Linked DNA regions of Homo sapiens: region 2 is linked to region 1. Evidence: read pairs that join two places in POLR2A ChIA-PET (ENCODE). Cell type or tissue: GM12878. All regions are shown on one strand. Links, peaks and the distances in the headings refer to the core of each region. The heading gives the core; the rest is flanking DNA.

Region 1 (2,909 bases), core at 94-2,593:
ACTTGCCCCGGCCTCCCAAAGTGCTAGGATAACAGGTGTGAGCCATCGTGCCCGGCTGCACAGAGCCCATCTTGATGAAAACACATGACTTATGTCCTTACTTTGCCTCTAACCCTGACATTGATGCTCCTACAGCTCTACAGTTTGGCTCCTTGCCTCATCTGTTGCCCCTTTATACTGTTGCTTCCGACTTCTCTGGGTGAACTTTTGCCTAATACAGCTTGGTCCTGGGACTTTACACCCCTGGTGGTTGGTGTACCTGCCAGGTTGGCCCTGGATTCTCCCCAGGACCTGTCACAGAGAACAGAGGGAAGTTGCAGCCAGGTAGTTGAAGGTTCTTGTGGCTGAGTAGGCAAAGGGATGCCGCGAAGTTTTTTTTAATTTGAAGAGGGATTTGAGGTAGAAAAGAGTTTGAAGAATAATTTGCTAATGAGAGCAGGATCTATGGCAGACTGGCAAAGTTGAAGAATTATCAGTAGGTTCACGCCAAATGTGGTAATAATTAGATTTGCATAATGCTTTTTATCTAAATTTTCACTTATAACATTCCTTGTTTATCTTCATAGTCCTATAAGATAAGCATTATTCTCTCTTTGTAGCTTGAAAGTCAAGGGTTAGAGAGGCTAGTGTTTTGCAGTATGTAAGAGGCAAAACAAGTACTTTGATTACACTCATCAATTCATTTATGCAATCTTATTTGATTTAATTAACATCCCTTTTTTGAATCCTGCTAGACTAGAGCTCCCAAGCCTTTGCATCATGGGACACACAGGAGGATACTCTTTGCCTGGTATTTCCAGGGCACATGCTCTTTGGTGTAGCCCATAGAGAACACTCTCGGATGGTGGGTGTTATGCCTAAAGTCTTTTGCCAAGATAATAAGAACTGAATTTAAGTATACAGAAAGAGCCACACAAATAATGTTTAAATATAATTTTAACTGGAGTAAAAATCTAAATGCCTATGAAAACACAATTTTAGATTCTGTATCACTATAAAAAATTTACAATCATCAGCATCTCCCGGGACACCTGTAACCTGTTTATGCCATACCAGGGTGCTATGATACATGAGCTCAGAAGCTCTGGGCTAGACACTGTACTCTGAACTGAGAGCACAAAGATGAAGGAGACAAAATCCCTATCCAGCAGAATTAAGTCCAACAGGAAAAGACCAACAAAACAATTCTTACAATGGAGTTTAATAAATCTGGTGATGGAAATATATTTAGGGTGTGTCTACCTCAGTCTATGGGGGTGAGGCTGTATTAGCCATTCCTTTTATTTTCTGATACTTTGACATCTTCACCTTAAACCTTGCTGACCCTGGACAGACAATCTCTCCTAGGTTTGGCTGATTCTTAGAGATAGCAAACAACTTGCCTGTGAGCATGCCTTTCATATGCAAAACGACCAATCCAGAGCCCATGCAACCAACTCCTCCAGCGAGGCTCGTATTCTGGGTTGCTATGCATCTGCCCTAATCATCCAGTGCCAGATACCAGACAACGAGGGACAGCCCCTGTGCCCCAGAGCCTGATGAAATTATTCAAACTAGCCAGGCCTAAACTTGCTCACCCTCCCTTGCCTATTCCTTTCTTCTTGTGAAAACCACAATAAAGGCTCTAGCCCACTTTCCCCCCTTGCTTTCACTGCCTCCTGACTCACCCCGGTGTTTCCCATGTAGCTCTGCCTCCTGCCATTTGCGTGGCATGGCCCCTTCCCTTGGGAACTGTGAGTATGACACTCTATCTTTCAAACTGCAGTTGTCTCCTGATCTATTTATCTTTCCATACCTAAATTATCATAAAAACCTATATTTTAACACAACTTGGCCAGGTGCCCTGGCTCATGCCTGTAATACCAGCACTGAGGGAAGCCGAAGTGGTTGGATCACGTGGTCAGGGGATCGAGACCATCCTGGCCAACATGGTGACACAGGGTCTCTACTAAAAATACAAAAATTCCCTGGGTGTGGTGGCGCGTGCCTGTAGTCCCATCTACTCAGGAGGCTGAGGCAAGAGAATCGCTTGAACCAGGGAGTCAGAGGTTGCAGTGAACTGAGTGCAGTGGCGGGATCTTGGCTCACTGCAACCTCCACCACCCGGGTTCAAGCGATTCTCCTGTCTCAGTCTCCTGAGTAGCTGGGACTACAGGCATGTGCCACCATGCCCAGCTAATTTTTTATATTTTTAATAGAGACGGGGTTTCACCATGTTGGCCAGGATGGTCTCTATCTCTTGACCTCAAGTGGTCCGCCCACCTCGCCCTCCCAAAGTGCTGGGATTACAGGCGTGAGCCACCGAGCCCAGCCAAGAGGGGAAGGTTTAAGACTTTAAGTGATATGTGGGAAGCAGAACCAACAGGATTTGAACCTGAGCCTTCCAACTCATAGCTTGAACTGGTGGTCAGTACTATTCTTTTTTTTTTTTTTTTTTTTGAGACGGTCTTGCTCTGTGGCCCAGGCTGGCGTGCAGTGGCGCAATCTCGGCTCACTGCAAGCTCTGCCTCCTGGGTTCACGCCTTTCTCCTGCCTCAGCCTCCTGAGTAGCTGGGACTACAGGAGCCCGCCACCACACCAGGCTAAATTTTTTTTGTATTTTTAGTAGAGACGGGGTTTCACCGTGTTAGCCAGGATGGTCTCAATCTCCTGACCTCGTGATTCTCCCACTTCGGCCTCCCAAAGTGCTGGGATTACAGGCGTGAGACACTGCACCCAGCCAGTGGTAGTACTATTCTTAGGCCCAGACAAAAAGGGCACCTGATTTGGGTCCTGTGCTTTAGAGGGCACTGCTCTAGTGTCCCTGGCCAAGCCCCTTTTCATAGAGTGAGGAGTGCATCCAGGTGTATCTTCTCTGCCACCTGGAGACAGCCTGCCTGCAGAAGTAAAGAATGGACAAGATACGCAAA
Region 2 (2,909 bases), core at 260-2,759, 130 kb after region 1:
GTATTTTTTGAGTTAAAAACAAAGGAATGGATAAATGTAACATTTGTTGTGCTACATGTCCCTCAGTATCCATGACGAATTAGTTCCAGGACCCACCTCGCAACCACAGATGCCAAGATCCACGAATGTTTAAGTCCCTGGCATAAACAGGTGCAGTTTTTGCATATAACCTATGCACACATCCTTCTGTATACCTTACTTAAGTCACCTCTAAATTAGTTATAATGCCTGATACAATGTAAATGCTATTTAAATAGTTGTTATACTGTATTGTTTAGGGAATAATGACAAGGAAAAAGGCCTCTACATATTCAATACACATGCATTTTTTTTCCCTGAATATTCTGGATCCACAATTCATTGAATCCACATTGTGGAACTCAAAACTTTGGAGGGCAACTGTATTAGATCATGTAATTAACCCCTATAGGTAGATAACGTTATCCCCTTTTACAGGTGAGAAAATCTAAGAGGCTCTGAGGCATCTTCCAAAAATAAGATGACTTGAGAGGCCCAGAGAGGTTAAATAAATAGTGCAGAGCTCACAGGGTTAGAATTTGAGCCAGGCCTGTCTGATATATCTATGCTCTTGGCATCACTCAGAGGAGGTTAACCAAATGAGCAAAGAGAAAACCTTGACCGTGAGTTCTCAGAGCACGAGGCAATCAGCCACAACACAGAGAAAAGTGGGTTTTGAGGCAGCCCCTGCAGCAGGCAGGTGGGAAGGAAGAAGAGAGCGAGCTGACAGCTCAGTTCTCACGCCTTCTGTATTCCTCAGAATTCAGATTTTGGCCGTTTTTGGTGATCATCGTGATTCTAAGCGCACTGTTCCTTGGCACCCTTGCCTGCTTCTGTGTGTGGAGGAGAAAGAGGAAGGAGAAGCAGTCAGGTGAGTGGAAGGTCCTTAGGGTGGTGCTCCTGCCTGAGGCCTTGGATCCTGTGACTTTGTCCTGCGTCCAGTGGGATGTGTCTGGGAGCACAGCATCTCCTTTTCCTCAACGAGCTTTGGTATGTTTGTGTGCGTGGTGGCGGGGGGCAAGCAGGTTGCTAGGCTCTCTCTCCCAGTTCATGCCTTCTGATCCCAATGCGCAGATTTCCCTGTAGACAGCTGGTTTGGGAGGAGGTGTGGGAGGGGCAGTTCGGTTGCTGCCTCTGTGCTCTTTGGGGTTCCTGGGAAGAGCATTAACTTGCCTCCTTTCTAGAACCTTTTTTAAGGTTTGGCCATTTGGGGTAGAGGTGGGACCTGTTAGAAGCAAAAGCCCTTCTGGAGGTTTCTGCAGCTCTGCTCTTTGTTTTCTTCCTCCCTCAGAGACCAGTCCCAAGGAATTTTTGACAATTTACGAAGATGTCAAGGATCTGAAAACCAGGAGAAATCACGTATGTCATCCCGGAGGCTGGGGTCTCTCTCAGCTGGCTTGGAAAATGCTCTTTCAATGATGGTTATTCAGAGCAGAGGGACAAAAAGGACTGAACGACTGTCCTTTTGATGTGACCCTCAGCCCTTCCCCATCTATCTTTTCTCCACCTGCTTCCTAGTTCTGGTGATGGAGGAAAAGAGGAAACAAAAGGAGCAGAGGAGATGAAAGGGAGGCTGAAGGGGCATCTTGGTGCAGAATTGCACCTGCTGAGAAGGGATGGAGCACAACAGAAATCAATGACAGAGGCAGAGTGCTGCTGTGGTATTTGTTGTCTGACCACAAATTCTTTTTCCTAATGAGTCAGGGCTTACATTCATGAGTCCCTTAATGGTGACACAGGCTGGGAAGTGTGACCAGCCAAAGCATAATAGTTTTGTAGCTGGCTCAATAGGCTGCATTCACAGCCTTTTGGAAGAAGAGGCCTGAGTGTGGCTGAGGTACTAGAGAGAGTAACCAGCCTGGCACAAAGCCCACCAGCCTGAGTAGGCTCCTCCAGGAGCCTCTCGCCTGCTCTTCGCAGCAGGCAGGGGCCAACTCTGCCTGTCATCCAAGAATTAGAAGAGGAGGAAATTGCAGAGGGCCTGCAGATGCCCCCACTGCTGTGTCTCGCTTAGGGCAGATGTGGTGACAGGCCCAGGGGAAAAGCTCTGATGGAGCCTACCAAACTGCTGGCAGGAAGTGGGGCAGGGTGGGTGAAGTGGGGCGGAAGTGCCTTCTTTCCACTGCCCCCTGGCGCTTTGCTGTGGAGACCCAGCAGCACGCAGGAAGCACATGTGGTGGGGCTCTTCCGTGCTGGCCACATACGTGAGGCCCTGTGCAGCCTCGCAGAGCAGGCAAGCATCCTCTCCCAGATGCCTCTGGGTTCAGAGGCTGTTAGAGCAGCTCCCCATGCCTGTTTTTTTATTTTTATCTTTATTTATTTATTTATTTTTGCCCCAGCAGTGGCTATGGGAATGTGAAAAATAAAGCAGTGGCTATTGGAATGTGAATAATAAAAGGGGACTTTGTTTCTCTCACTGCTACCAGACTCTGGTACAAATTCCTGAAAGCATGTGAATCTACCCACAGCCAGTGATGCCCGGGTGCTTGCTAAAAATAATCTATTTTTCCAAAAAGAAGATGACTTGAGATTAGGAGACCACAGGAGGAAAAACAACTTAGAGCAAAGGAAACCTCTTTGGGATTCAGGCCTATTAGCTTACTTCTTCCGACTCAAGAGCTCCTCCCTGCCTGGCCTCAGCCCTCTCTGGCCTCTCCCTATTGTCTCAGGGCTCCAATTTGAAGGCCTAAATCTCAAGTTTCATGTGGTCTCACTTTGAGACCCAGCTCTAATCTTTCTAGAAACACTTCACACGGGTCTGGACGGGAGAGAAAAGCAACAAACTCCTGCAGTATTTTAAAACACAAATGAAGTTATTGACATTGTCAGATGCCCATGACTCCCCAGCCTCTAAGGACAGCTGACAGTTCTCTGCTTCTCTTAGCTTCTTC

What was found. ChIA-PET counts read pairs that join two places held together with the same protein. Peaks named below come from ENCODE experiments on the same cell type or tissue, not always from the same donor. Only the 100,000 strongest peaks of a DNase experiment are listed, where the experiment ranks them.
Region 2: POLR2A ChIA-PET joins it to region 1 with 11 read pairs; 3 of 35 experiments call an interaction of 5 or more read pairs at or near these places.

What each region holds. Positions count from the first base shown.
Region 1 is chr1:160,970,492-160,973,400 of GRCh38, reverse strand. No RefSeq gene overlaps it. Among named protein-coding and RNA genes, the nearest start is that of ITLN2, 17 kb to the right of the region's middle. In GM12878, for the core only: no CTCF peak of the experiment used is centred there; a DNase peak (open chromatin) is centred at 1,580.
Region 2 is chr1:160,836,919-160,839,827 of GRCh38, reverse strand. It overlaps CD244 (CD244 molecule), which reads left to right. Exons shown (of 9, transcript NM_016382.4): 4 at 779-889; 5 at 1,310-1,377. Among named protein-coding and RNA genes, the nearest start is that of CD244, 25 kb to the left of the region's middle. RefSeq lists enhancers at 1,969-2,098, 2,102-2,616. In GM12878, for the core only: a CTCF peak has its summit at 2,157 (motif pointing left); DNase peaks (open chromatin) are centred at 1,697 and 2,107; H3K27ac peaks cover 1,121 bases.